Regions from separate parts of the Homo sapiens genome. Here all the other regions are linked to region 1. A link is a contact called in ENCODE Hi-C or POLR2A ChIA-PET data. All regions are on one chromosome and are shown on one strand. The core of a region is the stretch at or near the end of the contact, and the rest is flanking DNA. Distances in the headings are between cores, read along the strand shown. Region 1 overlaps CFDP1 (craniofacial development protein 1). Region 2 has its middle 6.4 kb from the start of CTRB2. Region 3 holds the start of CTRB1 (chymotrypsinogen B1).

What was found. Hi-C counts contacts between places; a loop is a spot of excess contacts on that map. ChIA-PET counts read pairs that join two places held with the same protein, here RNA polymerase II (POLR2A). Pooled maps may share reads with other maps.
Region 2: a loop to region 1 is called in a map with no recorded cell type, with 7 times the contacts of the local background. The contact joins two enhancer-like sites. A Hi-C loop is called at or near these places in 5 of 37 single-sample maps with no recorded cell type and 6 of 50 pooled maps. POLR2A ChIA-PET finds 5 or more read pairs at or near these places in 4 of 52 experiments (GM12878, OCI-LY7, RWPE1 and 1 more).
Region 3: a loop to region 1 is called in a map with no recorded cell type, with 4 times the contacts of the local background. The contact joins the promoter of CTRB1 here to the enhancer-like site in region 1. A Hi-C loop is called at or near these places in 7 of 37 single-sample maps with no recorded cell type and 4 of 50 pooled maps. POLR2A ChIA-PET finds 5 or more read pairs at or near these places in 11 of 52 experiments (GM10248, GM12878, H1 and 7 more).

Annotation. Positions count from the first base shown.
Region 1 is chr16:75,317,717-75,322,045 of GRCh38, forward strand. All of the region lies in intron 5 of CFDP1 (craniofacial development protein 1), which reads right to left. Among named protein-coding and RNA genes, the nearest start is that of BCAR1, 68 kb to the left of the region's middle. RefSeq lists an enhancer at 1,917-2,086. Within about 2 kb of position 2,560, at least 6 of the 41 ENCODE cell types and tissues checked have a DNase peak (open chromatin) inside an H3K27ac peak, as active enhancers do; they include GM12878 and IMR-90, where a contact is called at or near this core.
Region 2 is chr16:75,198,629-75,202,957 of GRCh38, forward strand. No RefSeq gene overlaps it. Among named protein-coding and RNA genes, the nearest start is that of CTRB2, 6.4 kb to the right of the region's middle. RefSeq lists enhancers at 723-1,017, 2,869-2,948. Within about 2 kb of position 1,848, at least 4 of the 41 ENCODE cell types and tissues checked have a DNase peak (open chromatin) inside an H3K27ac peak, as active enhancers do.
Region 3 is chr16:75,216,921-75,221,249 of GRCh38, forward strand. CTRB1 (chymotrypsinogen B1) reads left to right here and starts at 2,068. Exons shown (of 7, transcript NM_001906.6): 1 at 2,068-2,139. The coding sequence starts at 2,088. RefSeq lists an enhancer at 1,606-1,685.

The sequences.
Region 1 (4,329 bases), core at 1,310-3,809:
ACACAGCTTATTTTCCAGATACTGGTTCCATATGGCCTCCCACCAGTCACAGCCGCAGAGGCCAAGAAAAGCTGAGGCAGAGTCAGCATCTGGCATTAAAAGTCAATGACCTGGCCAGGTGTGGTAGCTCACCCCTGTAATCCCAGCACTTTGGGAGGCTGAGGTGGGTAGATTACCTAACGTCAGGAGTTCGAGACCAGTCTGGCCAACATGGTGAGACCCCACCCCCCATCTCTACTAAAAAAATACAAAAAATTGGCCAAGCATGGTGGTACATACCTGTAATCCCAGCTACTCAGGAGGATGAGGCAGGAGAATTGCTTGAACTTGGGAGGCAGAGGTTGCAGTGTGCCGAGATCGCGCCACTGCACTCCAGCGCGCCACTGCACTCCAGCCTGGGTGACAGAGTGAGACTCCGTATCACAAAAAAAAGAAAAAGGTCAATGACCCTTCTCAAGGAGAACTGTGCTCTGCTGTGACTGTGACTGGTCTGTGCTGGTCTGACGGCTGGAGCCACACACTCTCATGAACATTCCCCTGATCGTTCCCATCAGGGACAACATGGCCAGGCAAATAGCACATCTCGCCAACTAAGTCAACAGGACAAAGCACTGGGCAGAAGATCAATATGCCTCAGTGGTGTGTTGTTTGGCTGACTGTTGATTAGGGAGTTGGCATGCTTTCTTTCTTTCTTTTTTTTTTTTTTTGAGATGAAGTCTCACTCTGTCGCCCAGGCTGGAGTGCAGTGGCACAGTCTCGGCTCACTGCAACCTCCGCCTCCTGGGTTCACGCCATTCTCCTGCCTCAGCCTCCCCAGCAGCTGGGACTACAGGTGCATGCTGCCATGCCTAGCTAATTTTTGTATTTTTAGTAGAGACTGGGTTTCACCGTGTTAGCCAGGATGGTCTCGATCTCCTGACCTTGTGATCCGCCCGCCTTGGCCTCCCAAAGTGCTGGGATTACAGGCGTGAGCCACTGCGCCCGGCCGGCATGCTTTCTTAAATATCTGCATCCTGCTTTTAGACTTTCAGCTTTCTTTTTTCTCCCAGGGATGCATGTCTCTGTCTCTTCATAAAAAAATCTGAGGATATTAACATAAATTTTAAATTCTTGGGCACCTCTCAGGTTGAGACTAGGCTAAAGTTTTGGGATACAGGGGTGTCCTCAGTCAAATCAGAAATAATTCCTTACATCATAGACACCTCTCTTAAAACAAGTCATGCCTGCCCCTTTCTAGAAATGAGAAGGCACATTAAGCACATAGCTTTAAATGAAACTCATAGGAGCCGAACACATTTTGCAAAATTACTCCCTCTCAATACCAAACTTACTTTATTTATTTATTTTTTTGAGATGAAGTTTCTGTTGCCAGACTGGAGTGCAGTGGAGCGATCTCGGCTCACTGCAACCTCTGCCTCCCGGGTTCAAGTGATTCTCCAGCCTCAGACTCCTGAGTAGCTGGGATTACAGGCACATGCCACCATGCCCAGCTAATTTTTGTATTTTTAGTAGAGATGGGGTTTCACCATGTTGGCCAGGATGGTCTTGATCTCTTGACCTTATAATCCACCTACCTCGGCCTCCCAAAGTGCTGGGATTACAGGTGTGAGCCACCACGCCCAGCCCCAAACTTCTAACTGCTACTAAATAAGCATGCAAAATTCCAAATGAGGAGGAGATAGACATTGGACACAGCTGTGATCCTTGACACCTCAAAGTTACATCTGGGGTTGGGGGGGAACGTGCTTTATGGTCGTTGCATTACACGAGACTGAAGTGGTGAAGGTCATTTTTCAGCACTTAGCGCTCCTGCTAGGGTCCTGACTCCCAAATCTACTTTCTCAGTGGCATCCGCAACATCGTTTGCTCACTCAGTTGCCAGGGTAGCAGCTCTGGCCTCCTAGAGGCCACAATTCTACTAATATCAATGGGAAAACTTAATGAGGCTCAGATCCCAACCTGCCCCTCTTCCTCCAGAGGCAGCTTCCACTTCTCCTCACAAAGCTGGGATATGGCATCATCAGCGTTCCCCCTGTGGTGCCACCCCTCACAACCCAGGATTTAAAGAGCCCTTAGGAAGCAATCATCTATACAAGGGTGATCACAAGAATGGGGTTACTTAAGCATGAGCCCTAAGTGTCACTTTGCTAAGGCAATACAATGGATTTCAACAAAGAAATATTCGTTTCCACGTAGTTTGATACTGAAAGCAGAAAACTTTCTTTTTACTGCATGCAGGAAATGGTTTTCATAGAGGCTAACCACAGCTGAGCCATCTGTAAACCACAACATTGTTTCTCTTTAACAAATGGAAGATTTTTACCCACGGTATCACTGACCATCAAAAAGAATTCCCATCCTCCATCTCTAGAGCAAGAGAAAACGGTAAGTAGAGTTTCTTTCCTTAATCTGCTAGCCAGGGGTTGCTAAAACAGCCTTTTCATTCAGAAATGTAGTTTGTCCTCCAAGGTTCATCCCATCCCTACTGCTAGGAGATGTATGAACCCTTAAACAAGTCCAGTTTCTTTGCATTCTGAGACCCCCTCGGAGCATGCGCTTTTATGTGACCATGACTCACACTGGGTCATAATGTAAAACGTGTAACTATGACTGAAGGCCAAAAAGTTTGAAAAAGATGCTTTAGCGTTAACTGGCTGGCAAACGAAGAAGGTCTGCTGAAACAAAGTTGGCTGCTCTGCCAACAGATTGTTTGAAGGAAAACTAGTTAAAAAAAAAAGAAAAAAATCAAGTGCAATCAACTAAAGTAGGGCAGACCCTTCCATTCTTTGATTTTTCCCTGTGTATTAGCCATTTGCTTTGGGAAACTTGGCATCACGATCTCCCTGCTGTGAGAGCAAGGCCTCTGACCCAGGGCTCCTCACCCCAGACTGTGAGAGTGTGTGATTGACACCCTCTCCTGGGGGACGAGTGGCTTTGCTATGGCCTTCCAGTCACCGTGAGGCTCAGCTGGTGACTCTGCAAGGATTGCATGAGTGTGTTCATTGTTCTCACTGTTCAGATGAAGGAAAGGGGCTCAGAATATGGGACATTGATGGTCTCATGTGAATTAAACAACTGAAATGAGGGGGACTCATGCAAATAAAAGAACAAAATCCAAAAACATGACCTGAGTCACACCAAGGAATAGTTTCCCTCTAAGAATGAAGAGAAACAAGAACCCAAATATAAGCTACTAAATGTACTTGTACTCTGGAAGAATGCTGGAAAATCTGATGACTTACTATTTCTTATTCTCAGCTAGTATTTTTTTTTTAAGAGATGGGATCTTGCTGGTTTTGAACTCCTGGGCTCAAGTGAACCTCCTGCCTCAGCTTCCTGAGTAGCTGGGAGTCACAGGCACACGCCATCATGCCTTGCTCAGCTAACAGCTAATACTTTAATATTTTAATAAATTATTATTATTATTTTTACAAGACAAGATCTCACTATGTTGTTCAGCCTGATCCTGAACTCCTGGGCTCAAGGGATCCTCCTACCTCGGCATTCCAAAGTGCTGGAATTACAGGCGTGAGCCACAGTGCCCAGCCTGGCTAATACTTTTTATAATAGCTTTACTGAGATGTAATCCACATTCTAAAGATTTCACCTATTTAAAATGGTACAACTCAGTGGTTTTTAGTATATCCATTACCACAATCTCATTTTAGAAAATTGCCACTCCTGCCAAAAAGCCCCTTATATCCAGTAGCAGTTACTCTTCATTCCCCTCACCAGCTCTTGGCAACTACTAATCTACTTTCTGCCTCAACAGATTTACCTATCTCTCAGGTAATACTTTAAACCAAGCTTGTCCAACCTGCCTTATTCTGTTATTGTTTTGTTTTGTTTTGGGCTTTTACCAGCCTGAAGCCATGTTTTTCAGTTTCTGCCTCTAGTGATAAGCGGAAAAGAGGGGTGAGGAAGGGGCTTTATGGGCCCAACCAGAAACAGAAACTAAGAACTCATGACTGTATTCTCTCCCTTGGACACCCCTGCTTTAAACCATAAATTTAAGATTATATATAAGCATCCAGAAGAAACAACACATCTCTCAGTTGGTATCTATCACAGCCTCCTATAGGAAACACATTTAAACTTTCCTAATTTGTTTTCTTTTTCTTTTTCGAGACCAAGTCTTGCTTTGTCGCCCAGGCTGGAGTGCAGTCGTGCGATCTTGGCTCACGGCAAGCTCCACTTCCCAGGTTCATGCCATTCTCCTGCCTCAGCCTCCCGAGTAGCTGGGACTACAGGCGCCCGCCACCATACCCGGCTAATTTTTCTGTAATTTTAGTAGAGACGGGGTTTCACCGTGTTAGCCAGGATGGTCTC
Region 2 (4,329 bases), core at 598-3,097, 120 kb before region 1:
TGTGAGTCTACCTTTTCAACTGTAAGTTTTACAAGATGTAAATGCAGATCGAGTATTTCTCATGAAAATGTAGCATCCAGGTGGAGATGTGATGGAAGTGCAAATTACACACTAGGTTTGAAAGAGTGTAAGAGTGTAAAATATATCATTAATAATTTTAAAATACTGATTACATGTTGAAATATGTAGATATATTGGGTTAAATAAAATATATTATTAAAATTCTTTTTTCTTTTTTTTTTTTTTTTGAGACGGAGTCTTGCTCTGTCGCCCAGGCTGGAGTGCAGTGGCGAGATCTCAGCTCACTGTAAGCTCCGCCTCCCGGGTTCATGCTATTCTCCTGCCTCCGCCTCCTGAGTAGCTGGGACTACAGGTGCCCGCCACCACACCCGGCTAATTGTTTTGTATTTTTAGTAGAGACGGGGTTTCATCGTGGTTTCATCGTGTTAGCCAGGATGGTCTCATCTCCTGACCTCGTGATCCGCCTGTCTCGGCCCCCTAAAGTGCTGGGATTACAGGCGTGAGCCACCGCGCCAGTCCCTCTTTTTTTTTTTTTTTTTTTTAAGAGACAGGGTCTCACCACCACACCCAGCTAATTTTTGCATTTTTTTTTTGTAGAGAAGAGGGTCTCACTATGTTGCCCAGACTGGTCTCGAACTCCTGGGCTCAAGCGATCCGCCCGCCTCAGCCTCCCAAAGGTGCTGGGATTACAGGCGTGAGCCACCGTGCCCGGCCTCTTTTTACTTTTTCAGTAGGGCTACCAGAAAATTTAAAATCATCCATTTGGCTCGCCTTGTATTTCTTTTGTATTTCTTTGAAACAACGCTGGGTTAGGAACAGTAAGGCATAGCTATATGCAGTTTTCATATTGGCCACCAGGTGGCAGCCTTATACCGGGTGGTTTTCAGACTCTTGGGAGGCCGGTGGGTGGAGCGGGGGACAGACGCAGATTTCACCAGCAAGTGAAAAAGTCCCTTAGCCAGGTTTGTGCTTGCTATTCCATTTTTATATTACTTACGCCTCACATTTATTTGTATGTAGATGGTTGTTGACATAATAAAATACATGTAATTTCCTCTGTGTTTAAGAGCAGTTCTCCCTCACTGAGCTGGGAGTTTCCTTAAGAAACCTGGCTCTTAATTATATAGAGAGAGACTGGGCGCGGTGGCTCTAATTATATATAGAGACACCCAGCGCGGTGGCTCACACCTGTAATCCCAGCACTTTGGGAGGCCGAGGTGGGTGGATCGCCTGAGGTCAGGAGTTCGAGACCAGCTTGACCAACATGGTGAAATACATGTCTCCACTAAAAATACAAAAATTAGCTGGGCATGGTGGCATGCACCTGTAATCCCAGCAACTCAGGAGGCTGAGGCAGGAGAATTGCTTGAACCTGGGAGGAAGAGGTTGCAGTGAGCTGAGATTGCACCACTGCACTCCAGCCTGGGCAACAGAGTAAGACTCCATCTCAAAAAAAGAAAAAAAAATACACACACACACACACAGAGAAAGACAGGGTGACAGGGTCTTGCTCTGTCACCCATGCTGCAGTGCAGTGGTGTGATCATAGCTCACTGCAGCCTCGAACTCCTGGGCTCAAGTGATCCTCATGCCCCAGCCTCCTGAGCAGCACATTACAGGTGCCACCCGCTGCACCCAGCTACTTTTTCTTTTTTTTAAAGGAGTCTCACTATGTTGCCCAGGCTAGTCTCAAACTCCTGGCCTCAAACAATCCACCCGCCTCTGCTTTTTTTTTTTTTTTTGAGACAGTCTCACTCTGTTGCCCAGGCAAGAGTGCAGTGGCACCATCTTGGCTCATTGCAACCTCTTGCCTCCTGGGTTCAAGCAATTCTTGTGCCTCTGCCTCCTGCGTAGCTGGGATTACAGGCATGTGCCACCACGCCTGGCTAATTTTTGTATTTTTGGTAGAGATGGGGGTTTCACCATGTTGGCCAGGCTGGACTCGAACTCCTGACCTCAGATGATCCGCCTGCCTCTGCCTCCCAAAGTGCTGGGATTACAGGTGTGAGCCCCTGCGCCCGGCCGGCTTGATACTATTTTTAATAGTCGACTTTGGATCCCACTCCTGTGCCCAAGCTCTCTCTCATTTTGCTTTTCCCCTCTTCACACATCCATTCTCCAAGTTAATTTCTCTTCATGTCCTTATAATTAAATTCCATCTATAACCTTAATTCCAACCTATTAGACGCATCATCAGAACGGCTGACAGTGCACGGGCAGAGAAAGGTATTAGGAAAGCCAGTGAAGTAGAAAATGCAGGAGGGAGCCCATTCCATTCCTGCCAAGATGCCGGGTTAGTGTGGAATGTTGGCTGCCCCCCAGGACCAGCCATGATAGATTTTTTTTAGATGGAGTCTCACTCTGTCACCAGGCTGGAGTGCAGTGGCAAGATCTCGCCTCACTGCAACCTCTGCCTCCTGGGTTCAAGCGATTCTCCTGCCTCAGCCTCCTGAGTAGCTGGGACTACAGACACCCACTACCACACCTGGCTAATTTTTGTATTTTAATAGCAATGGGGTTTCACCATGTTGGCCAGGATGGTCTCAATTTCCTGACCTCATGATCTGCCCTCCTCGGCCCCCAAAAGTGCTAGGATTACAGGCGTAAGCCACCATTCCCAGCCCATGATGGATCTTTAGAGGGAAACATCAAGAGACAGGAAGACCTGGGAGAAGAAGCAAAGATCGGAACCTGTGGTTACGTGGGGAGGCTAGAGCTGTGGCCCAAGGCAGAAGGCTGTGAACTCGGCTGTGCAAGGAAAAAACAGGAAGTGAGCACCAGGGTTCTGCTCTGCTTCCGACCCAGCTCCAGGGCTTTGGGGCAATGGGTGCCTGCCCCTGGCCTGCAGGTGCCCTCAGGATAAAGTGGGTCATGCCGAGGCACTGTACAGGGGAGGAAATGAAAAAGACTTAGAACTATAAAGTGTGTATCAAATTGCAATAAAAAAGGCCAGGTGTGGTGGCTCACACCTGTAATCTCAGCACTTTAGGAAGCCGAGGTAGGTGGATCAGTTGAGGTCAGGAGTTTGAGACCAGCCTGGCCAACATGGTGAAACCCTGTTCTTACTAAAAATACAAAAATTAGCCAGGCATGGTGGTGGACACCTGTAATCCCAGCTATTTGGGAGGCTGAGGAGGGAGAATCACTTGAACTCAGGAGAGGTTGCAGTGAGCAGAAATCATGCCACTGCATTCTAGTCTGAGCATAAGAGCAAGACTCCATCTCAAAAAAAAAAAAAAAAAAAATACAATGAAAGCAGTGTTTGGAGGAAAGCTTGCCTCCTGAAATACTTTTATGAGAAAAGAACACACTGAAAATTACTGAGCTGAGTATCTAAATTTGTGATGTTAAAAAATCACAAATGGATACATACAGATTAGGAAGCCAGCATTACCCTGATACAAAAGCCAGATAAAAACATCAGAAGAAAATTACCAACCAGTATCTCTCATGAATATAGATGCAAAAACCTTCAATAAAGTACTAGCAAACTGAACCCGACAGCATATTAAAAGGATTATACACCATGATGAAGTGGGAGTTATCCCAGCATGCCAAGCGCTATAGGAAATAACAAGAAAATCCATCAGCGTAATATGCATTAATTGAATGAAAGGGGAAAATCACGTGATCACTTAAATTGATGCAGAAAAGGCCTTTGACAAGATCCAACACCCTTCATGATAAAAAGCACTCAGAGGCTGGGCGCGGTGGCTCACGCCTAATCCCAGCACTTGAGGACGCCGAGGCGGGTGGATCACCTGAGGTCAGGAGTTTGAGACCAACCTGACCAACATGGTGAAACCTCCTCTCTACTAAAAATACAAAAAATAGCTGGGTGTGGGGGCTCACGCCTACAATGCCAGCTACTGAAGAGGCTAAAGCAGGAGAATCTCTTGAACCCAGGAGGTGGAGGTTGCAGTGAGCCGAGAAAGCGCCATTGCACTCCAGCCTGGGCAACAAGAGCAAAACTCCATCTCAAAAAAAAAATAATAAAATAAGTTAGCCGGGCATGGTAGCATAGGCCTGTACTCCAAGCTACCTGGGAGGCCGAGACACGAGACTCACTTGAACCTGAGAGATGGATGTTACAGTGAGCTGAGAGCGAACCTCTGCACTCCTGCCTGGGCAAGAAAGCAAGACTCTAAAAAAGACTGTCTAAGAACCCCATGCAGGCTGAGTCAAGGAAACTAAGAAACTAAGCATCTTGGTAAACCAACGAAAATCAAAGGTAAAATCTTAAAAGCATCCAAAGAAAATCCATTAAACCTTTTTAAAAAGCAACAGTAAATCACTGACTTCTCCACG
Region 3 (4,329 bases), core at 818-3,317, 100 kb before region 1:
GGTGTGCTGGCTCACGCCTGTAATCCCAGCACTTTCGGAGGCCGAGGTGGCTGGATCGCTTGAGGTCAGGAGTTGGAGATCATCCTGGCCAACATGGCAAAACCCCATCTCTACTAAAAATACAAAAATTAGCTGGGCATGGTGGCAGACGCCTGTAATCCCAGCTACTTGGGGGGACTGAGGCAGGAGAATCGCTTCAACCTGGGAGGCAAAGGTTGCAGTGAGCTGAGGTCACACCCCTGCACTCCAGCCTAGGCGACAGAGCAAGACTCTGTCTCAGGGGAAAAAGAAAAAAAAAGGGTAACATGGTGATGTGAACTTTTGAAATTTTCTCTTTAGTATATAAGTTTAGTTTTGCTTTATAGTTGTGCATTCTCCAGCAGCGGTGGGAGTGGGGAGGGGATATTCTAAATGCCAAGGTGACCTGGCCCGCTGACCACAGAGCCCAAGGCCTTCCATGGAAACACCATCCACCCACTGTGTCTTACTTTCATACCCTCATCGTCCGGAAATGCAGTACAGCCTGTCCTGTCCAGCCTTGCCCCAGGTGACTGTGGTCACTATATTACATGCTCATCTGTGTCGTGTGTGTCTGTCATGAGCGTCTCAGGCCCATAAGGGCAGGGATGCTGCGGGCTCTGTCCCCTGAATATCTGCCCACAGGGTGCTGAGGATCCCTTGGCCTTCACTTTCTGCCCAGTCACCGACCTGTCACCCACACCTGTCTTTCCTCCTTGTTTTGTGACAATGAAAAAAGTTTTTCTGCTTCCTCAAAATTTATTTTCAGACAGGCGCAGTGACTCACGCCTGTAATTTCAGCACTTTAGGAGGCCAAGGCCACAGGATCACCTGAGGCCGGGAGCTCAAGAGGAGCCTGGCCAACGTGGTAAAACCCTGTCTCTACTAAAAATACAACAATTGGCCAAGTGCGGTGGCTAACGCCTGTAATCCCAGCACTTTGGGAGGCCGAGGAAGGTGGATCACCCGAGATCAGGAGTTTGGGACCAGCCTGGCCAACATGGTGAAACCCCGTCTCTACTAAAAATATAAAAATTAGCCAGGTTTGGTGCTATGCCTGTAATCCCAGCTACTCAAGAGGCTGAGGTGGGAGAATTGCTTGAACCTGGGAGGTGGAGGCTGCAGTGAGCCAAGATTGTGCCACTGCACTCCAGCCTAGGCAGCAGAGCAAGACCCCATCTCAAAAAAAAAAAAAAATAGCTGGGTGTGGTGGGCACCTGTAATCCCAGCTACTTGGGAGGCTGAGGCAGGAGAATCAGTTGAACCCGGGAAGAGGAGGCTGCAGTGAGCTGAAATTGCGCCACTGCACTCCGGCCTGGGTGACAGAGTGAGACTCCATCTTAAAAAGTTTGTTTTCTGTGTCATTTTATGGTGCGGAATCCAAGTTCCATTTTGTAAGAAACTGAAACTTTATGAAATGATTAGTTCCTTATATCATGAGTCATTGCAGAAAAAGTGAATTCTGTTGGGTTCTACAGCACAGGTGGGACGCGTGTCAGTGGCTTTGCCCACCTGTTACGGCCACCAGCGGGTTGGTCCTTGTCACCCAGACCCTCGCCACAGTCAGAAGTGGCTTGGCTTCACTGGTGACTTGCAGTGACACTCTGGAGAATCCACGATGCCCTGAGTCACCCTTTGCTTCTAGGACAGTGTTAGGCGGAAACACCCTTCACTGAGAGCCTGAGTTCCCGGAGACCTGGTTCCATGACAGCAGCTGGTCCTCCACGAGCCCTGGGGTGGAACTGCCTCCACTTCCCCTCTGGGAACAGAAGAGCCTGGTGCCGTCTCCTGGCAGGGATACTGCAGCTCACAGCTGGCTCTGTGGGATCATGTCCCCAAGGCTGACCGGTGATGTCAGCGCAGCTGCCCCTTTCCCAGGGACTGGGGTTGTCTGGTAGAGAGCCAGGCGGGGCTCTGTCTCCACTTATTGCCCAAGGTCCCTGGGTAACAGGGAGGGTGGGCTCAGGCCTCCCTGGCTGGGGGAGCGGGGGGGGCTGGGCTCCCTGCCCCCCCAAGGTGGTAAAAGGGGCCCCGCAGCTGGCAGGCCCCACACCTTCTGAGGCAGCGGCATGGCTTCCCTCTGGCTCCTCTCCTGCTTCTCCCTTGTGGGGGCCGCCTTTGGTGAGTGCTGGTGCCCGAGGGGTCTGTCCTGAGGGAGCCCTGAGCCTGGCTGAGAGGGGGATCTGAGTCCCCTGCTCTGCCCCCTGGGGCCTCATCCCCAGCACAGGTAACCTGAGGGCTCAGGAGAGGGTGCATTCTGGGGCTTTCTGAGCCCACACAACCTGCTCCAGGAGTGGGAAGGACGATGCTGGTCTCTGCCATGGTCTGAGGCTCCAGAAGTGGCTGGGGTGGGGGTGCCTTGTGCAGGGTAAGGTGTGGCCCCAGGAGACCTCCCAAGGCCTCCACCGGGGTTTTTATTGTGCTGGGTACTTGTCAAGCATTTTCTTCCTTTCTTTCTTTTTTTTTTTTCGAGACAGAATTTCACTCCTATTGCCGAGGCTGGAGTGCAATGGTGCAATCTCCACTTACTGCAACCTCCATCTCCTGGGTTCAAATGATCTTCCTGCCTCAGCTTCCCGAGCAGCTGGGACTACAGGCATGGACCACCAACCCTGGCTAATTTTTAGTAGAGACGGGCTTTCACCACGTTGGCCAGGCTGGTCTTGAACTCCTGACCTCAGGTGATGCCCCCGCCTCGGCCTCCCAAAGTGCTGGGATTACAGGCATGAGCTACTGTGCCCAGCCGTGTTTTCTATTTTTTAAAAGAGAAATAGTAAAAGAAAATACAGAAAAGAATATGACATCCTTGTATCTACTGTCAGAATTCAGCAAATCTTTTTGCACATTTGCTTCAGATATTTCTAAAACAGATTGTACTCAGGCTTCCCTTTTCTCCCTCCTTCCCTCTCTGGAATGTGAGCTTGATTCTGAACTTTCTATGAATAATTGCAGTGTGAGCTTATACAATTGTACTACATATTTTTATACATCTATACATAAGGTTTCAAAAAGGTTACATCAATGGAACGGTATTCTATCCTGTTTTTGGTTTTGGTTTTGGTTTTGGTTTTGAGACAGGGTCTCACTCTGTCACCCAGGCTGGAGTGCAGTAGTGTGAGTTTGCAGCCTCAAACTCAAGGGCTCGAGTGATCCTCCCACTATAGCCTCCCGAGTAGCTGGCGCTACAGGCACGCTAAGTTTAAAAACTTGTTTTGTTTTGTAGAGATGGAGGTTTTTTTTGTTATTTTTTTTTCTTTTCTTTGAGACAGAGTTTCACTCTTGTCACCCAGGCTGGAGTGCAGTGGCGTGATCTTGGCTCACTGCAACCTCCGCCTCCTGGGTTCAAGCATTTCTCCTGCCTCAGCCTACTGAGTAGCTGGGATTACAGGCATGCATCACCACACCTGGCTAATTTTTGTATTTTTAATAGAGATGGGGTTTCACCATATTGGTCAGGCTGGTCTTGAACTCCTAACCTCCAGTGATCCGCCCACCTCAGCCTCCCAAAGTGATGGGATTACAGGCGTGAGCCCCCATGCCCGACCTGGGGTCTTATTATGTTGTCCAGGCTGGTCTCGAAATCCTGTGCTCGAGTGATCTGCTCACCTCAACCTCCCAGGGTGCTGGATTACAGGTGTGAGCCACTGTGCCTGGCTGATGTAACTAATACTCCATTCTACCTCCATTCTACAACAATGTGCTTTTTCCCTACTCAAATCTTCTCACTTCCTGCATGTTGACGTGGAGTTTCAGCTCATTCACCTGCATTTTTATAATGCGTGCTCTGTTGTGTGAGTATGCCACCATCTAGTTCTCTTATTTATTTATTTATTTTTTTAGATGGAGTTTCACACTTGTCGCCCTGGCTGGAGTGCAGTGGCATGATTTCGGCTCACTGCAACCTCCACCTCCCAGGTTCAAGCATTTCTCCTGCCTCAGCCTCCTGAGTAGCTGGAACTACAGGCATGAGCCACCACCCCAGCTAATTTTTGTATTTTTAGTAGAGACAGGGTTTCATCATATTGGCCAGGCTGGTCTTGAACTCCTGACCTTGTGATCCACCTGCCTCGGCCTTCCAACGTGCTCTTTCTCATTTTTTTGCTATTACAATACCAGTTTTTGATGCTCTGAAACGTCAGGGAGGCACCTTGCCTGCCTGTGTTCCTGTGGGCAGGAGACGCAGGGGCTGCCTTGTAAGCAGGCGAATATGACCCCAGAAGGGGACAGCTGGTCTGAGGGACGCGGGTGTGCTCAAATGTAAAGCCCAGTTTGTTGGGTTGGCCCGCGCACAGGAGTCGAGAATCTGGTCCT